Linked DNA regions of Homo sapiens: region 2 is linked to region 1. A link is a contact called in ENCODE Hi-C or POLR2A ChIA-PET data. All regions are on one chromosome and are shown on one strand. Each heading gives the region's core, a stretch centred on a gene start or an enhancer-like site at or near the end of the contact. The rest is flanking DNA. Distances are from core to core; before and after follow the strand shown. Region 1 has its middle 50 kb from the start of LINC02038. Region 2 overlaps LOC105374287 (a long non-coding RNA gene).

Region 1 (4,934 bases), core at 418-2,917:
CTGACTCAAACACCCTCTTCCCTTCTCTCTTTCAAACCATTTTCTTCCTTTTCTCCAAAACCTTGCTTTGACCTTACCTCTCCCAAGATTTCTCCCCCGCCGTCTTTATTCTACATTTGCCTAACATCTACATACTCAGCTTTTGAAATATGACTGATATGAATCACAGCCACTGCTTCTCTGCCCTTTACTACATCGATGGAGTTTTATTTATCTATCTCAATTCTTGCAACGACCTTATGAGGTATTATTACCCCAGTTTATAGATGAGAAAACAAATTCAGAGAAGTAGCTTGCCCAGATAAGCTACTTAGGATAAACTAGAGACAGAATTTAAACATTTCTCTGACTCTAAAACCCTTGCCCCATACCATACTGCATACTAAATCAATTCAGGGTGTGTGTGTGTGTGTGTGTGTGTGTTTATGTATTCCTATATGTGTTTTAATATTTGGCTTATCCATGTAACAAAAAGCTCACTCAGGCAGGACCTGGGTGCTCTAGGAGAGTATTCTAGTGGTTCTCCTGACCAGGCTCACATCCGATGGAGTACTTAGGGCCATGCTTCTTCCTAGAGCAATCATTCCAGAAATGTTGTTTACCACAGATGTGTTGTTCTCTGATGGCTGACATTTCTGAACACAGGCAGGGTTGGGCACATTGCTGGAAGTGAGAAGCATTTTTTCCTACTTACCAATCATCTGTGTTTTCCATTCAGATCTATGGGACAGATGAGAAATTGGCTTCCCAGGAGGAATAAAGAACTCATTATTTGTCATCAGCTATTGAGAGTCTGTTTTCTGCAGACCATGGGGCTGGATCGTAGAAGGCGGCACAGAGGAGGGCCCTAATTGGGAGGTCTTGGACACGGGGTGTCCTGGGATGCAGAGTTGCAGGAGGAGGGCCAGCAGGAGAGGGCAGGCAGGGATCAGGCCAAACTTGGGCTGGAGGAAACATCCTTATGATAGTACTGGTGTCTGGGCCAGACCGCAAACTATCCTTCATGCTGAACCTAAAGGTGTGTGGCAGATGCAGGTGCCCCCTGGAAGGGGTGCACTGTAGTTAAGAGTTTTGGGTGGTAGAGGTGTCGGGTATGTGGCAGCATTGCTAACACAGGTGCTTGGTTCATTCAGCCAGGGGCCCAGACAGTGGCTGAGAATGTACAGAAAACATTCTCTCTCTCACTCATTCATTCATACGTTCATTCATGCATTCCACAAATATGTATTGAGTACAGAACTGGGCACATAGGATATAGTTATAAACAAGACAGATAGTGCCCTTGCCCTGACGGAACTTGTGAAGGAGGCAGGTATTAAATGCTAGTCACACAAAGGGTGGTCTAATATAGCTGTGATTAATGCTGTAAAAAATAATATATTCCATCTTACCAGAGGGCTCATGCTCTGTGGCTAGACAGAGTGTAAGTGCCTCAAGCAAAAAGGGAGGAGTTTGAGGCTAGGCTCCAAGTGCAATGGCCACCATGCCTGCCATTCATTTGGACCAGGGTGATGCAAGTGCTTTCTGGAGGCTCAAGCCCTGCCTTGCCCTTGAGGAACAATCCGTGTAATTATGAAGGCGGATCCAGGGCCTGTATTGAGAGACTGTGGCTTCCTGAGTGACCACTGGACCTAGAACCTGAAGAGCCGCCGTTCAGTCCCAGCCATTCCTTCTCTGGCCGCGTGACCTTGGGCAAATTGCCTACATTTCAAGAGATTTAAAGTCTTCAGAGTCTCAGTTTTCTCATTTGCCAATGGGAGAAATATTTACTGCTCTGCCTGCTGCATAAGTTTCATGAGTGAGAATGTGAAAAGGTTTTGTAACTGTCAAAAGCAGGAAATATTTAGGAGCCTCCACCCAACACACACACATACGTCCCAGCAGGCTAAGCGTAATGAGCCCTGGACGCTTAGGGCCCAGCACAGATTTCAGTGCTAATGAAGCATTGAAAGGGTTGGGCCTGGAGAGGTTCCCACGAGCAGGCTTCAGAGAGATGAGTGTGGCCCAGGGAAGGAGGAAGTGGCCCAGCCTGAGCACTCTGCATGGGGCAGCATCTGGAGGGAGGGGCCCTTTGGGGAGGCCAGAGGTAGACTTGGCAAGAGTCAAGAGCCTTGGCCTGTGTCATAAGAGACAAAGGGAGTTGCATGAAGTGCAGGAAACCAGCCAGTGAGGGGACTTGAAACACACGGTAGTCTCCCTGTTTCATCTTGTATAATCCCATTTAGTCAAACCTCACTTATACTATTTAGATCATGAATTCAGGTTGTTTATCACAGAGGTTTAATTCTATCACAATGAGGAGGGCCTGACTTTTCTACATATATTAATAAAATGGAAAGTGATCAGATGGTGATGAGAATATGGGTCACTCTTTGAAAACAATAGAAGGTTAGAATCTCTGCCTTATGCTATGCAAAAGGTGACTTTTATTTTTTTGAGACAGAATCTCGCTCTGCCACCCAGGCTGGTGGAGTGCAGTGGTGTGATCTCGGTTCACTGCTGCCTCAACCTCCTGGGCTCAAGAGAAGCTCAGCCTCTGGAGTAGCTGGGACTACAGGCACAAGCTACAATGCCTGGCTAATTTTTGTATATATTTTTAGAGACAGGGTCTTGCTATGTTTCCCAGGCTAGTCTCGAACTCCCAGTCTCAAATGATCCTCTTCCCTCAGTGTCCTGAAGTGCTGGGATTACAGGCATAAGCTGCTATGCCCGACCACAAGGTGAATTTTGGATGGATTAAAAAACCAATATGGCCGGGCGCCGTGGGTCAGGCCTGTAATCCCAGCACTTCGAGAGGCCCAGGCGGGCGGATCACGAGGTCAGGAGATCAAGACCATCCTGGCTAACATGGTGAAACCCCGTCTCTACTAAAAATACAAAAAAATTAGCTGGGCGTGGTGGCGGGCACCTGTAGTCCCAGCTACTCGGGAGGCTGAGGCAGGAGAATGGCGTGAACCCGGGAGGTGGAGCTTGCAGTGAGCCAAGATCATGCCACTGCACTCTGGCCTGGGCAACAGAGCGAGACTCCGTCTCAAAAAAAAAAAAAAAAAACCATTATGGGAAAGATAAAATTATAACACTATAAAAGAAGCCAAGGAAGAAAAGGCAAGAGAATAATTTATGACCTTGGGATACGGAAGATCTCTTAAAGAAGAATCCAAAGCACAAATCTTATGGGGAAATATGGATGAACTTGACTATAGCAATATTAAATTTTTATGTCCTATGCAGGACACAAAAGATAAAGGTTCCACAAAGGATACTTTAAGTAAACGGCAACAGATAAAGAGAAGATGCTTGCAGTGCCTTAAACTAATGGGAGTAAATGGAATAGACAAGAAACCCCTGTAGACAAAAAAGAAAAAAAAAAAAGAGAGGGAACCCAGTAGAAAAATGGTCAAAGATTATGAGCAGGCAAGTCACAAAGGCACAAGGAAATTTTTAAAATCAACAAGTAAGCGAAGAGATGCCAACCTCACTAATAATCAAAGTAATGCAAAGTAAAATGACAAGATTGTATTTATACTTACTAAATTTGCCAAAAAATAGAATATTCAATAATAAATACTGTTGATGATGTGAGGAAATAGGAACCCACAAACACTGCAGGTGCGGCCATTCCTGAGAGCAGCCTTAATGTATTATATGCACTTAACTGACAGACCTGTGTGACCTCTGACCAGCTCTCACTGCAGGGGCGAATACCATGGAAACTTTCACAGAAGTCAGAGTTGTTTGGTTTCCGAGCACAGAGCTGATGATGACCTCAGGGACCATCTCTGGGGGAGGGGATGCATTAATCAAATGAGGTGGGTACCTACCATGGAATCGTTTGTGGTAATCAGAAACATGGAACTAGAAATGTAACACCAACATGAATAGATCTTAATAAAATGATTTTGTGTGAATGAAAAGAAACAGAATGAGATATATGCTCTCAGTCTCCCACTAGAGCGGCTAAAATGCAAAAGTCTGGCCAAACCACGTGCTGGTGAGGATGTGGAGCAATTAGAACTCCCAGATATTGCTGGTGGAAATGCAAAATGGCACAACTACTGTGGACAACAGTTTGGCAGTTTATTTTAAAAATTAAACAGCTGCCTATCATATGATCCAGTCATTCCCCTCCTACATATATGCCTGAGAAATTAAAGCATATGTCCAAAGACTTGTGTAAGTCTTTTTTTTTTTTGAGACGGAGTCTTGCTCTGTTGCCCAGGCTGGAGTGCAGTGGCACTATCTTGGCTCACTGCAAGCTCCGCCTCCCAGCTTCACACCATTCTCCTGCATCAGCCTCCCGAGTAGCTGAGACTACAGGCGCCCACCACCACACCCGGCTAATTTTTTGTGTTTTTAGTAGAGACGAAGTTTCACTGTGTTAGCTAGGATGGTCTCGATCTCCTGACCTCGTGATCCGCCCGCCTCGGCCTCCCAAAGTGCTGAGATTACAGGCGTGAGCCACCGCACTTGGCCTGTAAGTCTTTTTTTTTCTTTAAAGGTACTCAAATGTGTCAACTTTATTGTTTCTATATATACACCTTTTTTGTACTGAAAATTGTAAAAATAGCATAAAGTTTGCTCGTATTGCGATCCAAATTTTTGAAAGCCAGAAAATCTAATTAATATGCTTTAGGCAAACTACCCATTGCTTTCTTTATCTACAAATAACTTTGCTTCAGTTTCTTTTTTTTTTTTTTGAGATGAAGTCTCGCTCTGTTGCCCAGGTTGGAGTGCAGTGGCGTGATCTCCGGTCACTGCAAGCTCCTCCTCCCGGGTTCACACCATTCTCCTGCCTCAGTCTCCTGAGTAGCTGGGACTACAGGCACCCACCACCACGCCCAGCTAATTTTTTGCATTTTTAGTAGAGACGGGGTTTCGCCATGTTAGCCAGGATGGTCTCGATCTCCTGACCTCATGATCCACCCACGTGGGCT
Region 2 (5,581 bases), core at 650-3,149, 34 kb before region 1:
AGGACACCACTAAGACACAGGGGTGCACTGGAGCTGGTTTACAACCAGCTCAAGAGAGACAATTGTTAAAATTTTAGAAGTTTTGTGGGTCAGTTGTTAAATACAGCCATTATTAAAATTAAATTTTATGGATTTATAATTAAATAAATTATATCCTCAAAAAGGAAACAAAGGCATGCATGTAGTCCCCATTAACTCGGTAGAGGCTGAGGCGGGAGGATCATTTGCACCTAGGAGTTCGGGCAATATAGCAAGACCCCATCTCTCAAAGTAGGTGAGTAAATTAATTAATTAAAAAATGAAAAGGAAACGAATACTCAAAACTCATTGCTTCCAGATTATTTTACTATATTCTACCATTACACATACTCTTGAGGTTATTAGCAGCTATGGTAGCTACATGGCAGACGGAGACACTGCAGAATGGTGTCCATCTCTTCTCAGCTGCATTCAGTGATGTCGTGTTGGTCATGTGACATCAGTTGTGGTGTGAGTATTTACACTACGGAAATGGACAAGTGCTAGAAACCTGAGGGTGATTCATTGTTTTGCTGGTATCTTGACTTAAGAACATGATGGAAAAATATTAATAATGCAGATTAAATTTAACAGTATGTTTTGTCCATGCCATTACATGGTGAATAGCACAAAAAGTTGAGGAAGTATTCTTCTAGTACTCAAAAACTATTACCCAATTCTGCAAAGAAGCTGCATATCATTGATGAAAGAGTAAACTTCCTACATACCTTTATTGTTTCACTTCTGTCTTACGTATTCACTTAAATGAAAATATCAACCAACATTCATGCCAGAGCTCCAGCTGTTTGTCAGCTGCTCACATAGATTGGCTACATATTCAAAGTTTCAGCAGCAATCAATGAAAGCCTTTTGTGAGTCTCACTTGGCTGTATAAAATTTACCGTAAATGGTATTACGATGGGTAATTTTATGTGTCAAAGTGACTGGGTGTAGTGATACCCAGATAGCTGGCAAATCATTTTTTCTGGGTGTGTCTGTGAGGGTGCTTCTGGAAGAGATGAACATGTAAATTCTTAGATGGAGTAAAAACGATTCACTTTCACCAGTGTGGTAGACATCACCCAATCCACTGAGAGCCCTCCTCAAGAAAACAAAAAGAAAGAAGAGGAGCAAATTCTCCTTCTCTTCTTGAGCTGAAACATCACCTTCTCCCGCCCTTAGACATCAGAGCTCCTGGCTTTCAGGACTTCAAATGCCAGGACTTACACTAGCACCCTCGCACCCCCCATTTCTACTCCCTACATCCCAGCCCTGCTCTCAAGACTTGGAGTTACACCCTGATTCTAAGCCCTTCAGACTCAGACTGAACGACGCCACTGGCTTTCTTGGTTCTGCAGCTTGCAGACAGCATATCTTGGGACTTCTCAGCCTCCGTAACTGAGTGTGAGGCAATTCCTACAGTAAATCCCATCTTATATATCAAAATCTCCCTATTGCTTCTCTGGAGAACCCTAATACAAGTATTGTGTGTTATTATTTTTAAATTGTGTTGTACATGTTCTTTATATTAGTAAAGTTTACAATAAACTTATGTCTATCTGTCTATGTACCTATCTGTATTTTTCCCCAGATATCCAATTGTTAAGTCTTTGACACTATACCAGTGCTGAGACATTTCTTCCTTGTAAGTTGACAGGAAGGAAAAATAATTCTCTTGAATAACACAAATCAAACAATCTCTGGAGAGCAGAACTGACTTGGTTTGGGTGCAGAGCGTTTCCTGGGAGCTCATGAAAAGCAGGTCACTAACTACACAGTTGAATGAGTCATAGTTTTCTCCTTTCTAAAACACAATGCGCTTTATTCAAGAAGCTCAAGATTTTAGCAATAGCAGCTCCTCCCAGCAGCCTCTCAGGATGAGAGTATTAGATGCTTCACTCCCACCTCTTCTTAGTGACTAGCTCCGGGAGCCAAAAGTCTGGGGTTACTATCTCCTAAATTCTTCCTCCCTCATTTTAACCAGCCACAGCAGCCCTCTTCCTGTTCTTCAGGCATGCTGGGGATGCTCCTGCCTCTGAGCTTTGCATCTGCTGTCCTCTCTGCCTGGAACAGTCTTCCCCAGATACTAACATGACTCATGCTTTTTATTCAAATGTCACCTTCCTGACCACCTGTATTAGTCAGGGGTCTCTAGAGGGACAGAACTAACAGGACATATATACATAAAGGGGAGTTTATTAGGTATTAAGTTACATGATCACAGGGTCCCACAATAGGCTGTCTGCAAGCTGAGGAGCAAGGAGAGATAGTCCAAGTCCCAAAACTGAAGAACTTGGAGTCCGATGTTCGAAGACAGGAAGCAACCAGCATGGAAGAAAGTAGGCTGGGAGGCCAGGCCCGTCTCTCCTTTTCATGTTTTCCTGCCTGCTTTGTATTTGCTAGAAGCTGATTAGATTTTGCCCACCAGATTAAGGGTAGATCTGCCTTCTCCAGTCCACTGACTCAAAAGTTAATCTCTTTTGGCAACATCCTCACAGACACGCCCAGGAACAATACTTTGTATGCTTCAATCCAATCAAGTTGACACTCAGCATTAACCATCACAAGTCCACCCCTGGTCAACTTGAACTCATACACATCTCATGAGATCACACATAATCTTCAAATAAAGAAAATAATAAGGTCATAATTATACCTAACATAATACGACTATCATTGGTACAATGATAAATGCACCAATCCCCAACCCAAATACTATTACATAAAGTTAACAATACTTAAATGCTGATATGAAGTCAATAAATCTTATGTCACATGATAAAGGAAAAGGAAATAAAATAAAGATATTTTCTTAGTACAAGCATATACCTGGACAAACATATTTTTAGCAAAAGAAGGGAAGAGGAAATACTCATGACAATTACAGTCCCTGTTTCTGCAGCTGGTCACGTGGTCATAGCTGGTATCAATGACCACCTTCTTCTACTACCCATTCTGTATTCCCTTTGCCTTCAGCAAGCACCTCAGCAGGTTGTGGTTTTTTCCCTGGTGGAGCGACCCAAACCTTCATTCCTGAGAGGTCTGGGCCATGTGTAGTCCTGCCTGGATTAGGCTGTTGTAGTTTCCTATTGACCTTAATCACAGAGGATGGTAATATCAAGAGATGCCCTAATGGTTCTCCTGTATTCCATGCATACTCTTCCTTACCTCCGTTATGGAGTAGTAGGCTGATTTCAACTTGATAATCTGGGTCAATCATCTCAGCCAACACTGTAATTCCCTTCTTAGCCTGTTGACCTAAAGGTAGGAGGAGCCCAAAGTGTCCAGGTGGCAATCTTAACTTCCAGTTTAATGAAATCGTTGTTGTATCTCCTGGTGGCAGCTTTCCTCCCTCTGGAACTAGGACCTCTAGGCCAGCAAAATGTAATGTCGTGGGAACAGGAAGCAGAAATTTTGCTAGTGGATCACTAGGGGTGATGGTGAGTGGTGCCACTTCTACTTCTGCACCTTGATTCTTGGACCCATGAATCCTGGCCATGGGAGAAACAGTACCATATATATATAGGACGCTGATTCAGAGCATACAGGGCCTTCTGGAGAACTTTGTCTCAGCCCTGCAAAGTATTGTCATCTAGTTGGCATTGTAATTGAGACTTCAAAAGGCCATTCCACCATTCTATCAATCCAGTTGCTTCAGGATGATGGGGAACATGGTAAGACCAGTGAATTCCATGAGCATGAGCCCACTGCCACACTTCTTTAGCCACAAAGTGAGTGCCTTGGTCAGAGGCAATGTTGTGTGGAATACCATGACAGTGGCTAAGGCATTCTGTGAGCCCACGGATGCTAGTCTTGGCAGAGGCATTGCATGCAGAATAGGCAAACGCATATCCACAGTAAATGTCTATTCCAGTGAGGGCAAACCTCTGCCCTTTCCATGATGGAAGAAGTCCAATATAATCAACCTGCCACCAGGTAGCTGGCTGATCACCCTCAGGAATAGTGTCATATCGAGGGCTCACTGTTGGTCTCTACTGGTGGCCACTCAGCAGTGGCCGTAGCCAGGTCAGCTTTGGTGACTGGAAGTCCATGTTGCTGACCCCATGTGTAACCTCCATCCCTGCCACCATGGCCACTTTGTTCATGGGCCCATTGGGCGATGACGGGGTGGCTGGGGAAAGAGGCTGAGTGGTGTCCACAGAACGGGTCATCCTATCCACTTGATTATTAAAATCCTCCTCTGCTGAGGTCACCCACTGGTGAGCACTCACATGGGATGCAAATATCTTCACGGTTTTGACCACTCAGAAGGTCCATCCACATGTCTTTTCCCCAAATTTCTTCGTCACCAATTTTCCAATCATGCTTCTTCCAAGTCCCTGACCATCCAGTCAAACCATTGGCTACAGCCCATGAATCAGTATATAATCTCACATCTGGCCACTTCTCCTGCCATGCAAAGTGCACAACCAGGTGCACTGCTCGAACTTCTGCCCACTGGGAAGATCTCCCTTCACCTCTATCCTTCAGGGATGTCCTAGAAAGGGGCTGTAGTGCTGCAGCTGTCCACTTTCGGATAGTGCCTGCATATCATGCAGAACCATCTGTGAACCAGGCCCTAGTCTTCTCTTCCTCTGTCAACTGATTACAGGGAACTCCCCATGAGGCCATCAGTGCAGGCTGGGGAAGAGAAAGCAGGGTGGCAGGGGTGGAGACCATGGGCATTTGAGCCACTTCCTCATGTAACTTACTTGTGCCTTCAGGACCTGCTCGAGCCCGATCACATATATACCACTTCCATTGGCTGATGGAATGCTGCTGTGCATGACCCATTTTATGGCTAGATGGGTCAGAAAGCACCCAGTTCATGATGGGCAGTTCAGGTCACATGGTGACTTGATGACCCACAGTCAAACGTTCAGTTTCCACCAAAGCCCAGTAACAGGCCAAGAGCTGTCTCTTGAAAGGGGAGTAGTTTTCTGTAGAGGATGGCCTTGCTCCAAAATCCTAGAGGCCTCCACTGGGATTCACCTATGGGGGCCTGCCAAAGGCTCCAAACAGCATCCCTATCTGCCACTGATGCCTCAAGTACCATTGGACTTGCTGGGTCATATGGCCCAAGTGGCAGAGCATCTTGCAAAGCAGCCTGGACCTGCTGCAGCGCCTTCTACTATTCTGGACCCTACTTAAAACTGGTGGCCTTCGGGTCACTCAATAAATGGGCTGAAGTAACACACCCAAATGAGGAATGTGTTGCCTCCAGAATCCACATGGGCTCAATAGGCATTGTGCCTCTTTCTTGGTTGTAGGAGGGGCCAAATGCAGCAACTTATCCTTTGCCTTAGAAGGAATATCTTGACAGGCTCCACACCACTGGACCCCTAGAAATTTTACTGAGGTTGAAGTTCCCTGAATTTTAGTTGGATTTATTTCCCATCCTCTGGCATGTAAATGTCTCACTAGTAACTCCAGCGTGTTTGCTATTTTTTCTCACTGGATCCAATCAGTATAATGTCATCAGTGAAATGGACCAGTGTGATATCTTGTGAAAGCGAAAAGAAATCAAGGTCTCTCTGAATAAGATTATGACACAAAGCTTGAG

Evidence for each region. Hi-C counts contacts between places; a loop is a spot of excess contacts on that map. ChIA-PET counts read pairs that join two places held with the same protein, here RNA polymerase II (POLR2A). Pooled maps may share reads with other maps.
Region 2: a loop to region 1 is called in a pooled map, with 2.4 times the contacts of the local background. The contact joins two enhancer-like sites. A Hi-C loop is called at or near these places in 2 of 168 maps with a recorded cell type or tissue (PC-9 and ovary), 1 of 37 single-sample maps with no recorded cell type and 1 of 50 pooled maps. POLR2A ChIA-PET finds 5 or more read pairs at or near these places in 1 of 52 experiments (activated CD4-positive, alpha-beta T cell).

What each region holds. Positions count from the first base shown.
Region 1 is chr3:193,891,349-193,896,282 of GRCh38, reverse strand. No RefSeq gene overlaps it. Among named protein-coding and RNA genes, the nearest start is that of LINC02038, 50 kb to the right of the region's middle. Within about 2 kb of position 1,667, at least 10 of the 41 ENCODE cell types and tissues checked have a DNase peak (open chromatin) inside an H3K27ac peak, as active enhancers do.
Region 2 is chr3:193,925,354-193,930,934 of GRCh38, reverse strand. It overlaps LOC105374287 (a long non-coding RNA gene), which reads left to right. Exons shown (of 2, transcript XR_007096293.1): 2 at 1-1,582. Among named protein-coding and RNA genes, the nearest start is that of LINC02026, 76 kb to the left of the region's middle. Within about 2 kb of position 1,899, at least 4 of the 41 ENCODE cell types and tissues checked have a DNase peak (open chromatin) inside an H3K27ac peak, as active enhancers do.